Linked DNA regions of Homo sapiens: region 1 is linked to region 2. The links are chromatin contacts, found by Hi-C or POLR2A ChIA-PET in ENCODE. All regions are on one chromosome and are shown on one strand. The core of a region is the stretch at or near the end of the contact, and the rest is flanking DNA. Distances in the headings are between cores, read along the strand shown. Region 1 holds the start of HNRNPH2 (heterogeneous nuclear ribonucleoprotein H2). Region 2 holds the start of XKRX (XK related X-linked).

Region 1 (7,780 bases), core at 2,837-5,336, 480 kb before region 2:
TATCAGGGCTATTCGGACCTGTATGCTTCAACACCCAATCCATTTCAACACTGTTAGACTTGAATACTTCAACGTATCTGTGTCCCATGGTTTCTCTGTCCTTCTTCAAAGCCAATTTCACTTCCTCTTCAGATTCAAGTTCAACAAATGCTTCACCACTTGGTCTGCCTTCTCTGGTGTAGATGAAACGAATACCTGATGTGCCATTTTGGATCTTGCAATCAGAGAAGAAGCGCATCACTTCATCGGCTGAGCAGGACCAGGGTAGGCCCCTGACCTTCACCACGAACCCCTCCCTGCCTTCCGTGCTCAGCATCATGGTGATTGTTGGGCTCTTGGTGGCAAGTTTGGCTCAATGCAATTTTGGTGTAGCTGAAAAAAAAAAAAAGAAGACTACTGTCATGGAAAAATGCTCGTGATATAGTAAGAGAAAAAAGCAAACTATTAATAGAAAATTCAATTATGCTGACAGCTTTTCTGTAAGACGTCTGTATAAACAGAGAGTTCACCAAATTTTTAACTCATTCATTTTTTAGCAGTTATTTATTCAATGCCTATTACGTGTTAGATACCATTAAAAATTAACAGCAATCGGCCGGGTGCGGTGGCTCACGCCTGTAATCCCAGCACTTTGGGAGGCTGAGGTGGGTGTATCACCTGAGGTCAGCAGTTCGAGACCAGCCTGGTCAACATGGTGAAACCCCGTCTCTACTAAAAATACAAAAAATTGGCTGGGCGTGGTGGCAGGTGCCTGTAATCCCAGCTACTCGGGAGGCTGAGGCAGGAAAATCGCTTTTATGTACCCAGGAGGTGGAGGTGAGCCAAGATCACGCCACTGCACTCCAGCCTCAGCGACCAGAGCAAAACTCCGTCTCAAAAAAAAAAAAAAAAAAAAAAAAAAAATTAACAGCAACAAATCAGTGGGAGATGTCAACAAATAAAAGATGGCTATATCTGAATATATAAACATAAAAAACTTCACTAGATCAAAAGATTAAACAACAATTAAAACACAAACAAAACACAGGTTATGTAAGTTCTTTATATAATATCTTCATTATATAAAAATGTATGCAAATCAATAAAATCAGGGAAATATTTGGGCTCCAGAGATAAATGAAAAAAAGACATTATTGGGAATTCACACATTCATTTTAGAAACATTTTTTAGTTGCCATGTCCAATATTCGGCTCTGGCATACAAGAATCAATAAGCCCAGAATGGGCTTATGGTCCTACAGGAGCACCGAATGTCATTATTAAAGATGTAAATGCAAATATACATTATACTTGCCATGACCCTCTGAGTGGAGTGTAAGCATAGTATCAAAGAGGGACTAGTTGATCAGTTCTATTGGTTGGAGGCCAAATGGTTAAATGAAACAGACTAATCTGCCCAGGGATCCATAAACATTTTTTTTTCTTAATTATGATGAAGCACAAATAGGAGAGGGAAAAGCAAGTGAAAAGACTGGCAAGGCATAGATCAGATCCCAAAGACTTTGATATACAAACACTAAGCGCCTTTTAAGACTTTTAAACCGGGGAGTATGTAGGGTGACTTCACCAAAACTCTTTCAGACAGATCACCCTGGCAACAGCGTGGCACTCAAACAGAAGGGGGTCGACGTGGAACTAGGGAGATTAGTTAGAACTTGTCTCATAAATATATGTTAAAGGAATCGCCTAAGGCAACAGGAGTAAAATGGAGAAAAGATGTATCTACACATACCAAAAAAAGTGGAATCTGCGGGACTTGATAACAGATTAAGTATGAGAGAATACAGGTATAGGAGGATACAGGAGAGGAATCTGGGAAATGTTCAAATTTAATCAATCTTCCAGCAAGTTAAAATCAGAACTAATCGTTATTTTTCACCCATCAAGATAATGGAAATTAAACAGCAACAGTAAATCAGTGCTATGCAGTTCACAAACTAATACACTACCAGAAGAGTGATAATTGATATAAACTATTTCCTTTTTGATAAACCCCACTATATCCTGAAAGCAATTTGATAATATGTATCACGCCTTTTGACAGCAAATACATTTCAGTTATGTGCCCTAAGGAGATGATCTGAAATTCAGACAGATTTATGGAGCTATATATTCTTTGAAAAGTACTTTATTAAGAAAACGAATATTATGCATTTAATTTTAAAAGTTACAAAAATATTTAATAACATGAGAAATTACTTATGCTATAATTGTAAGTGACCCAAGAGCACAACTGCTTTACAATATCAACTGTGTACAAAATACATGTTCCCATACCCTTTGACACTGCTAGAATCCTTCCAGGAATCTAGTCAACAGAAATACTTACAAATGTTCCTTGCAGCACTGTTAGTAATGGCAGAAAATTGGAAACCTAAATAGCCATCATTAGAGGAATGGCTGAATGAATTATACTTTATCCTTAAACTGGAATGCAATGCAGCCATTTAAAAAAAATCTATCTGCCTTGACCCAGAAAGATCTCCAAAATACATTAAATAAAAGAATATACATAGTATGATCCTACTTATAGTAAAAGATTGGCATGCATGTATATACGTATGTAAATAAATAAAAGATCTGGAAGCAAACTTGTTTTTGAGAGAACTGAAGGGTGGGGGGGTGAAGTGGGCTTTTCGCTTTTTACCCTATATACTTCTATACAGTTTTAATTCTTTACATTTGCTGTACTGGGATTTTTTCTTTTTAAGTTAGAAAGAACATATTAGTGGTTACTCTGAGTGGGAGGTTTATGGATTTTCCATGTTATTTTTCCAATTTTTTTATGCAGCCTTAAATTTCTACAGAAATAATTACTTTTACTTCAGCAAAAAAAGTAACATAAAACAAATTAAAATGTTTGCATTTCTGGGATTTGGTATAGGAAATTTTATAAAATTTTCTAATTTTGTATGTGGATGGTTTATCTGAAATGGTCTGGGAGCACTGGGCCTCTTGGAAACAAAGTACAAAGTGTAATAACGGCCATAAAACTACACTGAGGAAACGATTTAACAAACATTTACTGATTGCCGATTATGTGCCTAGCACACTGCATCTGCAGTGATAACAGTTTTCCTATTAACCATCCTAAGGTCTCAGTGACAGATTTACAAGCTGTTTTTTTATTTCATTTTGCAGGATTTTTTTTTTTTTTTTTGCTTGCCTTATCCCTGGGATAACCCGTCCCATTTAATTCCCTGCACCGCTCTATTCCTTAAGAGCCCTTCTGTAGGGGCAGAGAGGTTCTACTTCATTACTGCGTCTCCTGGGAAGGCCATCAGGACTGCTGGCTAAAGTGGGAACCAGGACTCTTTGTGAGTTAAGAATTTGTGTATTTATATGTGTGTTATACACATTTTTTAAAAAACTGTAACGACATCAGGTTGAGCAGTCGTCTCCGGGTGGTGAATTATGTGTATTTTTAAATTTTATACTATATTGTTATTTTTCAAATGTTCGAAATTGAATATGTAGATTGTTGTTATCAGCAGAAAAATAAACATTATTCAAATACTCTATTCAGTAAAGTAATTTATTGGGCGCCTTTGTCAAGCACGCATTTGCCTAGATGTGACTCTACAGATAAAATTCACTTGGGGCCTCCCCTTACAGACAATCAGGCAGTGGAGACTGAGTGCCTGAATGGATAGACCAGCACTCAGACCACTATTTTCAGTATCTGTTTTTCTTAACTCAGGGCCGTGGTTTTCAAACGTTTTTCGCCTTACGGTCACCCTTAGGGGTCCCCCGAGACCGGCCCAGACAGACAGATATACAAAAACACATACACAGTCATGAGCGTCCACCATTTCCCCACCAGGCGCAGCACAGGCGGCTTCCCGGCACTGAGATGGGGGGGAGGAGGGAGAGAGCGCGAGGGGGGAGGGGAAAGCAGAGAACGAAAGAGGCGGAGGCGGCCCCCGAACCCCGCTCTGGTCTTCATCATCACCACCCCTGGGTCCCCAGTTCCCACCCACACACCAACCTCTAACGATACCGGGTAATTTTCCTCCTTCTTCCCTCAAACGGCTATAGCGAGACGGTAGACGACGACCAGAACTACTTCTGCTCACGTAAGCGAGTAATCACGTGAGCGCCTACGTCATGTGAGATCTCGGTCACGTGAGCAACTCTCGGCTTAAACTCGGGATCACTAAGGTGCCGCACTTCCTTCTGGTATGGAAATAGGGCGGGTCAATATCAAGAAAGGAAGAGGGTGATTGGTTAGCGGAACGTCTTACGTGACTGATTATTGGTCTACCTCTGGGGATAACCGTCCCAGTTGCCAGAGAAACAATAACGTCATTATTTAATAAGTCATCGGTGATTGGTCCGCCCCTGAGGTTAATCTTAAAAGCCCAGGTTACCCGCGGAAATTTATGCTGTCCGGTCACCGTGACAATGCAGCTGAGGAACCCAGAACTACATCTGGGCTGCGCGCTTGCGCTTCGCTTCCTGGCCCTCGTTTCCTGGGACATCCCTGGGGCTAGAGCACTGGACAATGGATTGGCAAGGACGCCTACCATGGGCTGGCTGCACTGGGAGCGCTTCATGTGCAACCTTGACTGCCAGGAAGAGCCAGATTCCTGCATCAGGTATCAGATATTGGGTACTCCCTTCCCTTTGCTTTTCCATGTGTTTGGGTGTGTTTGGGGAACTGGAGAGTCTCAACGGGAACAGTTGAGCCCGAGGGAGAGCTCCCCCACCCGACTCTGCTGCTGCTTTTTTATCCCCAGCAAACTGTCCCGAATCAGGACTAGCCCTAAACTTTCTCTGTGTGACCTTTCCTGGGATGGGAGTCCGGCCAGCGGCCCCTGTTTCTTTCTCTCTCTCTCTCTCTCTCGTTCTCCTTCTCTTTCTCTTTCTCTTCTTTCCTCTCTCTTTCTCTCTCTCCCTGCCCGGTTCTCTTTTTTCACTGCTCCTTGCAGAGCAGGGCCACCCCATAGGCAGTGTGCCCAAAGTAGCCCTGCCCGGTTCTATTCAGACCCTTCTTGTGAACTTCTGCTCTTCCTCTGCCGGGTGCTAACCGTTAGAACATCTAGGGTGGGTAGGAGGAATGGGGAACTAAGATTCGTGCCATTTTTTCTCCTTTTGGGGTCGTGGATTTCTCGGCAGTATCTCGAGGGAGTTAGAGAGACCATAAGGTCGCTGAGATCTCTCCCACCTCGCCCATGAGCGTGGCATCAGGCTGGAAGGTTGACATGGAGGAACTTTATACATTTACACCTTTGCGTGAGGGTTGAGGCTGGATTAGATAGGTATTGAACATATCTGACCCTCACAATCCTTATCTGTAAATTGGGATTACAACCTTTTAATTTCAGGGAGCTGACAAAAAAAATCTGAAAAATAGTTCTTATCTCACACAGGTGAGTTTTCAAGGAGATAACCTATTTAAAGTACATAGCACAGCGCTTGACCATTCAACTGCGCTTACAGAGCAAATGTTCAATGGGAAAATGAATGTAAATCTACAAATCTGAATGAATATGTGTATTTTTCTGGAGAGAGGATATTTACCTTTCTTCAAATTCTCAAAGGGCTCTGTGATTTAAAAAAGGTTAGGAATCACTGATAGATGTTGGTAAAAGGTGGCAGTCACAGTACATTTCTGTGTCCATAAGTTATTCCTATGAATATCTTTATAGATAAAGTCAGGATGTTGGTCAGACATCACAGAAGAAATTGGCCTTGTAAGTTTCATGTGACCCTGTGGTACAGTATGTGTGGCAATTTTGCCCATCACGGATTTTTTTTTATTGGTATTTGCATCTGATTATAAAACTAATGCATGATCATTGCAAAAAATGTAGATAAAGAAGAGCAAAATGAAAATAAAGATTTCCCCCCACCGTTCCACCACCCAGAAATAATCATGGTTTAAATGTTAATATACAACCTTACAATTGTTTTCTATATAAATGAAAACATAGATTTCTTTATTTCATTATTTTCCATAAAAAATGGATCATGTTTATGTCATGTTTGGCTAATGGCAAGACCCTGGCACCCAGTCTGGGCTCAAATTCTGCCTCATTGTTACTTAGCCCTGTGACATTGGGTAAATTACACTTTTTTTTTTTTTTTTTTTTTGAGACGGGGTCTCGCTCTGTCGCCCAGGCTGGAGTGCAGTGGCACGATCTCGGCTCACTGCAAGCTCCGCCTCCTGGGTTCACGCCATTCTTCTGCCTCAGCCTCCCGAGTAGCTGGGACTACAGGCGCCTGCCACCACGCCTGGCTCTTTTTTTTTTTTTTTTTTTTTTTAGTACAGACGGGGTTTCACCATGTTAGCCAGGGTGGTCTCAATCTCCTGACCTCGTGATTCGCCCGCCTCAGCCTCCCAAAGTGCTGGTGTGAGCCACCGTGCCCAGCCTTACTTTTTTTTTTGAGAGGGGGTCTCACTCTGTCACCCAGGTTGGAGTGCAGTGGCGCGATCTCTGCTCAGTGCAAACTCCACCTCCCGGGTTTAAGCAGTTCTCCTGTCGTAGTCTCCTGAGTAGCTGGGATTACAGGCACACCACCACGGCCAGCTAATTTTTGTATTTTCAGTAGAGACGGGTTTCACCATGTTGCCCAAGCTGGTCTCGAACTCCTGGCCTCAAGTGATCTGCCCGCCTTGGCCTCCCAGAGTGCTGGGATTACAGGTGTGAGCCACCGCACCCGGCCTCTTTTTTCTTTTTTAGTCTATCATACCTTGCAAATACAGTGGTTCTTCCTATGTGTTGGTTTTGATATTTATGTAATCAAACACATCAGTTTTTCCTTTCTGATTTCTGACTTTGGGGTCATGCTGAGAAAGTCCTTTCCTACCTGAAGATAATACAGTATATACGTTTCTTACTAGTATTTTTGTGGATTTTTAAAATATTTAAATCTTTAGTCCATCTGAACTTTGTTCTTCTATCAGAAATGCCACATTTAATAAATAATAAGTCCCATGGTATCAGATGGCTGGAAGGACCTCTTTCGAAACTTTGTTTAATTCCATTAATCTGTGTATTCTTATTCTAATGCTAATAGTTCCACACTAGCTTCCTTTATCTTTTTTTTCTTTTTTTTTTTTTTTTTGAGCTGGAGTTTCGCTCTTGTTGCCCAGGCTGGAGTACAATGTCACGATCTCGGTTCACCGCAACCTCCGCCTCCCAGGTTCAAGCAATTCTCCTGCCTCATCCTCGCGAGTAGCTGGAATTACAGGCATGCGCCACCACGCCTAGCTATTTTGTATTTTTAGTAGAGATGGGGTTTCTCCATGTTGGTCAGGCTGGTCTCAAACTCCCAGCCTCAGGTGATCTGCCTGCCTCGGCCTCCCAAAATGCTGTTATTACAGGCGTGAGCCACCACGCCCAGCCTTCATCTTTTAATGAATGTACATGTATGTAATCTTTTAGGTGAACTTTTTGTAATGTTGTGCCAAGTTCCTTAAAAAGCCCTTTTGGAAGCTGGGCAGGTGGCCCACGCCTGTAATCCCAGCATTTTGGGAGTCTGAGGCAGGTGGATCACTTGAGGCCAGGAGTTCAAGACTAGCCTAGCCAAAATGCAAAACCCTGTCTCTACTAAAGATACAAAAATTAGCCGGATGCGATGGCACATGCCTGTAATCTCAGCTACTCGGGAGGCTGAGGTAGAAGAATCGCTTGAACCGGGGAGGCAGAGGTTGCAGTGAGCCAAGATGGCGCCACTGCACTCCAGCCTGGGTGACAGAGGGAGACTCCATCTCAAAAAAAAAAAAAAAAAAAAAGATAAAAAGGAAACCTAAGTACTCTTGGGCTTTGTTAAG
Region 2 (6,791 bases), core at 346-2,845:
ATCAGCCCTGGGGAAAGGAGGCAGCAATCATGGAAACCTTAAAAAAACAAAAAACAACATAATGACAGGACAACCTGGAGGCCATTATTTTGGTGGCTGCTACTTGGCCACTCCTCACATAGATTTGTTTTACTGACTTCCTGCAGCAAAAGGAGATTGGCACAGGCTCTGCTACATAATCATCATTATTATTATTATTATTATTATTATTATTATTATTATTAAGACGTAATCTTGCTCTGTTGCCCAGGCTGGAGTGCAGTGGCGTGATCTCAGCTCACTGCAACCTCTGCCGTCCGGGTTCAAGTTTTTCTCCTGCCTCAGCCTCCTGAGTAGCTGGGATTACAGTCACGCACCACCACGACCAGCTGATTTTTGTATTTTTAGTAGAGATGGGGTTTCACCACGTTGGCCAGGCTGGTTTCGAACTCCTGACCTCAAGTGATCTGCCTGCCTCAGCCTCCCAAAGTGCTGGGATTACAGGCGTGAACCACTGTGCCTGGCCTTCATCTATATTATTACCAGGAGGCAGATGTGTTCTCTTTTTCTCTGAGGTTTAGAATTATGCAAATGAAGATATGAAAACAAAAGCTCAGTGAGGTGGGGAGGATTACACTTAAGAATACAGGTAATTTTCAAAGCTCTTTAAGACACCCCTCTCAGTTTTTACTAACAGCTCTCTCTTGGCTCTTTGCCAGTCTGTTTAGAATTTGGCACCTCTTCATAACCTTTCAACCAAAGACCTGTAAGTTCATTCTAAAGCTCCTATCCTGGCCTCATTTTGCAAGTGGAGAAATCAAGGCATAAAATATGAGCTTTCAGTGTCTGTGGGCTGACCTTGAGTCTTGACCTTTATCCTGTTCTATCTTCCCTCCGCCGAAAACTCTGACCCTATTCCTCCCAGGTTCCCCCTTCATGATATTATCTGGAGGGCAATAGGACCTAGGGAGGTTCCACCCTGCGGCGGAGGGAGACACACCTGCCTAACAGCGTGGGTAGAGTGAGTGTTGAAGCAAGTCACTTAACTAGTTAGGGAGGGCGGGGTAGAAGTGGGGGCCTGCTGCTCCTAGGGAGGAGTAAAGCTGTGGCTCCTGCCTGGGTCTGGAGGTGGTGGTCAGAAGTGCTTCTGAAGAGCGGCCCAAGCCCCTTTTTGTCCCGCCACTCCACAACGAGCATCCCTCGGCTGGCCGCCTGCCCGGGAACTCTCCGGCTGGTTTTGTTTGGCCGCAGCCGTCCCGCCCATCTCGCCCGCCCCCGCCGTCCCGGTGCCTTAGTTTTTGAAGCTGCCGACCTCTCGCAGCTGGAATCGCAGACCAGGCAGGACCCTGGCAGCAGACGGCGTCCAAGAGTTTGGCGACCTCCGTCCAGCCAGGTTGGCGCCCCGCACATCGTGCCTCTCACTAGCAAAGTTTCTCCGAGGAGAAGCAGCCCCTCCAGCCTTTTCTTCATCCTGTAGAGCGAGCGCGCTCTGCTTCTGTCCCTCAACACTGCATTCGGAGACAGGGTGGTGACAATACTCCACTCCCGGGCCAGGCGGTCTTGGGGGCGGGGCTTGGGGGAATCCGAGGAGCTATCCTGAGAACCCTGGACTCGGCAAAGGTCCTGAGAGCGCGCAGGTGAGCGGGCCAGCTGATAGCTACAGCCTAGCAATAGCTAGGATACCTAGGCACTGAACTGAATCCCCTCTTCTGCCCTCCTTCTTCTGCGCCCGCTCTTCTGCCCTGGCTCAGCTCTCCGCTGACTTGAGAGGACACACTGGTCAGGACTCTTTGTGAGGAGCTGCTGAGTGTCGGTGCCCCCGACAGATCGGCTACACCCTGCCTGAGGGGCTGCGAAAGGAGCCGCCACGGAAGCCGCTGTTCTCATGACTCTTCACGTCCCTGGAGTTGGACTCTGGATGGGGCGCTGGGATGCTTGCTTTTGTCTTGTTCAAGTTTCACAGCAAGTATGTTGACGATTGGAATCGGGGCCAATCAAGAGTCAAGTTCAAAGTGGTACTCCTGGGCTTTCCATCCCAGACTCCAAGTCGAATCTGAGTCTAGAAGAGAGCGGTTTCTTGCTCTAACTAGTGAATCTCTGTTCCCAAACTGGACTTGACAGAGCTCTCCTCACCTATACTTGGACTGTAGCGGCCATAGGGTTCTCTTGGGGATGGGTGGGAGGGTGCTATGAACACAAGACCACAACATTCAGAAAGAACCTCGACAATGGACAGAGTTTATGAAATTCCTGAGGAGCCAAATGTGGATCCGGTTTCATCTCTGGAGGAAGATGTCATCCGTGGAGCCAACCCCCGATTTACTTTTCCATTTAGCATCCTTTTCTCCACCTTTTTGTACTGTGGGGAGGCTGCATCTGCTTTGTACATGGTTAGAATCTATCGAAAGAATAGTGAAACTTACTGGATGACATACACCTTTTCTTTCTTTATGTTTTCATCCATTATGGTCCAGTTGACCCTCATTTTTGTCCACAGAGATCTAGCCAAAGATAAACCGCTATCATTATTTATGCATCTAATCCTCTTGGGACCTGTTATCAGGTGAGCAACTTTTAAATCTTTTCCTTACCCCCCTAACCCCACCCCAGACTTGGGCAGAGAAAGATGAAAGATTTACAAGATGGATACTATGGCTCTAATCAATTCTCTCATTTCCTCCCACTCTCGGCTTCCCTGTCTACCATTCAGAAAACTTACCTGAAATCTTAAATGCCACCATGATGAACATGTGGTATGTACTTGTGTTCCAAAACAATGAACGATGCTATTTGGCCTGTGTAAACTAGAATGGGAACAACAAGACGTGATCACCCTGTGCATGAAGGCCATAGCTGCAGAGTGTGTAATTTTATTTAAAAAATTTTTTTTTTCTGAGACAAGGTCTTGCTCTGCCTCCCAGGCTACAGTGCAGTGGTGCGATCATGGCTCACTGCAGCCTTGATCTCCTGGGATCAAGCGAACCTCCCACCTCAGCCTCCAAGTAGCTGGGACCAAAGGAATGTGTCACCATGCCTGGTTAATTAAAAAAAAATTTTTATAGGCCGGGTGTGGTGGCTCATGCCTGTAATCCCAGCACTTTGGGAGGCTGAGGCGGGTGGATCACCTGAGGTCAGGAGTTCAAGACCAGCTGGCCAACATGGTGAAACCCCTGTCTCTACTAAAAATCAGCTGGGTGTGGTGGCGCATATCTGTAATCCCAGCTACTCTGGTGGCTGAGGCAGGAGAATCACTTGAACCCGGAAGGTAGAGGTTGCAGTGAGCCAAGATCGGTGCCACTGCACTCCAGCCTGGGCGATAGAGTGAGACTCCATCTCAAAAAAAAAAAAATTTTTTTTGTAGAGACGGGATCTCGTTATGTAGACTGGGCTCAAGTGATCTTCCTGCCTCAGCCTCCCAAAGTGAGCCACCGCGCCTGGTCTGAGTGTGTAATTTTGACTCTACCTTTTGGATGCTTTGTAAATTGGATAAAAGTTTCTTTACCCTGAGCTGCTTGGGCTGGTGCTACTGCCATTTTCAAATTTTCCAGAGTAATGTGACATCTGGAAACTATTTTAAACCATCTGTGGTAATCTGTACCCCAACCCAATATAGTTCAGTTCTCTGTCGGTTTATCAGTTTCCTATTTATCTCTTTGTATATTTCTGCAATAAAGATACGAAGTTGGGAGGGGGCAAAGGAAGGCAGTTCATCTCTCTATGTGGATGCAGTAGCACAATTTAATAGTATCAAGTATTTCCATTCAGATTGCCTTGAAGTGGAAAGAATGCACTTAATCCTAGCGAGATAGGCACCTGTGTCAACAGTCTCATCTGGATGCTATGGGGTTTTCAAGGTAGAGAGATGTTGCAAAACTTATGAGTTCAGGAGTAAGGAATGGACCAAGTTTGTCTTGATTGCAAGAGAGGCAGACAACTGCAGTCAGCCGAGGAATATGGGTCAGAGTGTTGCAATGGGAAGATACCTCATCATTAGACAACTAAAAAGTCTGTGAAACTAATTAAGGATGGAACTCACTCCTTTATAAAATTTCATATCTGTACACATGTATAATTTTTATTTGTCACTTATACCTCAATAAGGCCAAAAAAATTTTTTATCAATAAATTTTTAAGTGGGGAGGAATCGATTAGGCTCTATCAGAGAGAATATGGGATATCAATGGAAACAGTGGCCTGAAATTTGGAGTCTAGTCTTCCCCCTGTCATTGACTGGTTGTGTGTTCTTGGTAAAATCTCTGAAGATGGCTTCACAGGAAGGCATATAGAGTTCCCTCATCTGTAAAGCAAATGGGTTAGTCTAAATCATGGGTCTCAAACTCAAACACTTGCAGGGACCAGGCAGGTATCATAAATGAATGAAGCAGGCCTAGTATAAGAAAAAACAGTAGCCTTGTGTGAGATGATAAATGAAAACAAAGTCTCAGAGAAATACTGAGGAGTAGTGAGTACCATGGTAATCTGAAATCTTCATGACCTGCCTGAAGGAGGTAGCCCCTCTAGAGCCCTGGCGCATTGTTTCCATGTTGGAATTCAGACCCAGTATTGCCAGATCCACTAACTTTTCGGGAGATGCTCCCAAGACAGGATTTTTATATGAAATGTCATGATTTTAAATTTTCACAGCTGACTAAAACAATAACAACAACAACACAGGATGGACCAAACCATATCTGTTGGTCAGATATAACTCAGCTGGCCTATATGCATCTTTGGACTGGGTGATGTAAAGGTCCTTTACGGTTCTAAATCTTTGAAGTTAAGCTGTAAAAGGAAGACCTCATCTTGACCTTGAAACCAAGAAATTTAAAGTTGTGACTACAGGAGCAAATAAACCATTCATCCCTCCTTTTTCAAATACAATATATTGAGTTAACCAATCGAAAACTCTCAAGATACAAATTTCAGAAAGTACCCAGCTGCACCCTCCCCTCTTTTTGACTTCCTTTGTTTGCTTTGTGAACCCTCTGTGTAGAGTGTTGAGTACTGTTTTTCATTTTTGTTGTTTAGCTTCCACTAGAAATGATTGGGAAGCATTTATAACCTCAGGCAGCTTAGCCCACAGCAGAGAAAAGATAAAAACTCATAAATTATACTCTGGATTCGCTTATTTTCAAGGCCAATTACTTGTTAGATAGGTAGGAACTTGATTAGTGTTATCAGGCACATGAAGGTGCTTGTAGAGTCTGGGTGCCTTACATGAAATGCAAGCATACTTCCGAAATGAAAATGTACTCTAATTTATTGAAGCTTATAAATGGACAAACACCCTTACTTAAACCAGAAAATAGCCCTGAGAATAGAAACAGAACATTTATGTAAATGTAAACGGAACATTTCATGCCACCACCTTCTCCAATACTGTTCTCCAATTTAGCAATAGTACTGATGGGTTGGGGTTAAAATCTAAAATTTTTCATTGAAAATGCACTTATGCAGAACAAGAATAGGAAAAAAGTGTTGCTTTTTCTTCTCTGTTCTTTCTTTGCATCTTTTTCTTTCCCAGGTCTTAGAGTTTGTCCCTAGAAGGTGACAATTTCAAACTACATGCTTCAGAGTGGTACACATGCATCAGTCTTAGGGTGATCTATGGAGACTGGCAGCCAGCATATGTTCCAAATTTTCCTATCAGGAACTAAAGGCTAGAGAGCATATCAACCTCTGGGCTTGTCTTTGGTCTACTTTTCTGTTAAATTTCATTGCTGTTATTATTATCCTCTCCTCCCATAATTGCTTACCCTGTATTATTTTCTTCCTTCTTATTCTTTCATTTACTCAGCAAATATTTCTCAAATACCTACTAAGTGATAAGAGCTGTAAACAAGATAAATACAACCCTTGACCTCAGTCTCTTGGGCAAGACGTGTTAATGTCCACTACAAATGTTCTTACTAGTCATAAGTAGTCCACAGTTTTTATTCATTAAAGGTGAGTGGCGAAGTGGTAACTCAGGTGTTCCAGAACAAGATGTTCTAGTTGCTTCTCTTCCACTTACCACATCAGAACTGCTAAAGACTTCTGATTTGTATGGGGGAGGTGGGAGGGGCAGAGCAGGAAATGTCATCTTACCCTTATTCCAAGGATGATAGGCTTTCATAAGGATGTTTTTCTCTTCGTAAAGAAAGAATCCAGTTTAAAAGGCTTTTGTCCACAAACAGGACAAGAGGCACAAAAAGTAACTATTACAGTGATCTTTCGAGGGCCTAGTTATGTAGTTCATTCAGGTTTGAGTTGTCGTCTTTTAAGTACTTTTGTTGCTTTGATGGCTTCCTGTGTATATGAGATATTTTTTTTCCTCTGATCTGTCCCAAGACTTTTTGGCTGAGATATGGTTGTGAGCCCTTTCTTGAAAAAGCAGAATCTGGCCAGGCGCAGTGGCTCATGCCTGTAATCTCAGCACTTTGGGAAGCTGAGGTGGGTGGATCACCTGAGGTCAGGAGTTCAAGACCAGCCTGGCCAACATGGTGAAAACCCGTCTCTACTAAAAATACAAAAAAAAAAAAAAAAAACCTTAGCCGGACATGGTGGCACATGCCTGTAATCCCAGCTACTCAGGAGGCTGAGGCAGGAGAATCGCTTGAACCCAGGAGGCAGAGGTTACAGTGAGCTGAGATCGCGCCAGTGCACTCCAGCCTGGGCGACAGAGCAAGACTCTGTCTCAAAAAAAAAAAAAAAAAGAAAGAAAGAAAAAGAAAAAGCAGAATCTAAAACTTTGGTTATGGAGCTGAATGCTTTGAGGGAGGAATGCTTTACCTCACGAATTTGAGGTAAGAAAACAGGGCCTTTGGAACCTT

The links. A loop is a pair of places that touch in the nucleus more often than their neighbours do. ChIA-PET counts read pairs that join two places held with the same protein, here RNA polymerase II (POLR2A). Pooled maps may share reads with other maps.
Region 1: a loop to region 2 is called in a pooled map, with 6 times the contacts of the local background. The contact joins the promoter of HNRNPH2 here to the promoter of XKRX in region 2. A Hi-C loop is called at or near these places in 7 of 50 pooled maps. POLR2A ChIA-PET finds 5 or more read pairs at or near these places in 3 of 52 experiments (WTC11, activated CD8-positive, alpha-beta memory T cell and activated naive CD4-positive, alpha-beta T cell).

What each region holds. Positions count from the first base shown.
Region 1 is chrX:101,404,528-101,412,307 of GRCh38, reverse strand. HNRNPH2 (heterogeneous nuclear ribonucleoprotein H2) reads right to left here and starts at 4,086. Exons shown (of 2, transcript NM_019597.5): 1 at 3,989-4,086; 2 at 1-372. The coding sequence starts at 319. It overlaps RPL36A-HNRNPH2 (RPL36A-HNRNPH2 readthrough), which reads right to left. Exons shown (of 4, transcript NM_001199974.2): 4 at 1-372. The coding sequence ends at 316. It overlaps GLA (galactosidase alpha), which reads left to right and starts at 4,383. Exons shown (of 7, transcript NM_000169.3): 1 at 4,383-4,598. The coding sequence starts at 4,405.
Region 2 is chrX:100,923,721-100,930,511 of GRCh38, reverse strand. It overlaps XKRX (XK related X-linked), which reads left to right and starts at 1,595. Exons shown (of 3, transcript NM_212559.3): 1 at 1,595-2,542. The coding sequence starts at 2,208. RefSeq lists enhancers at 949-998, 2,192-3,391.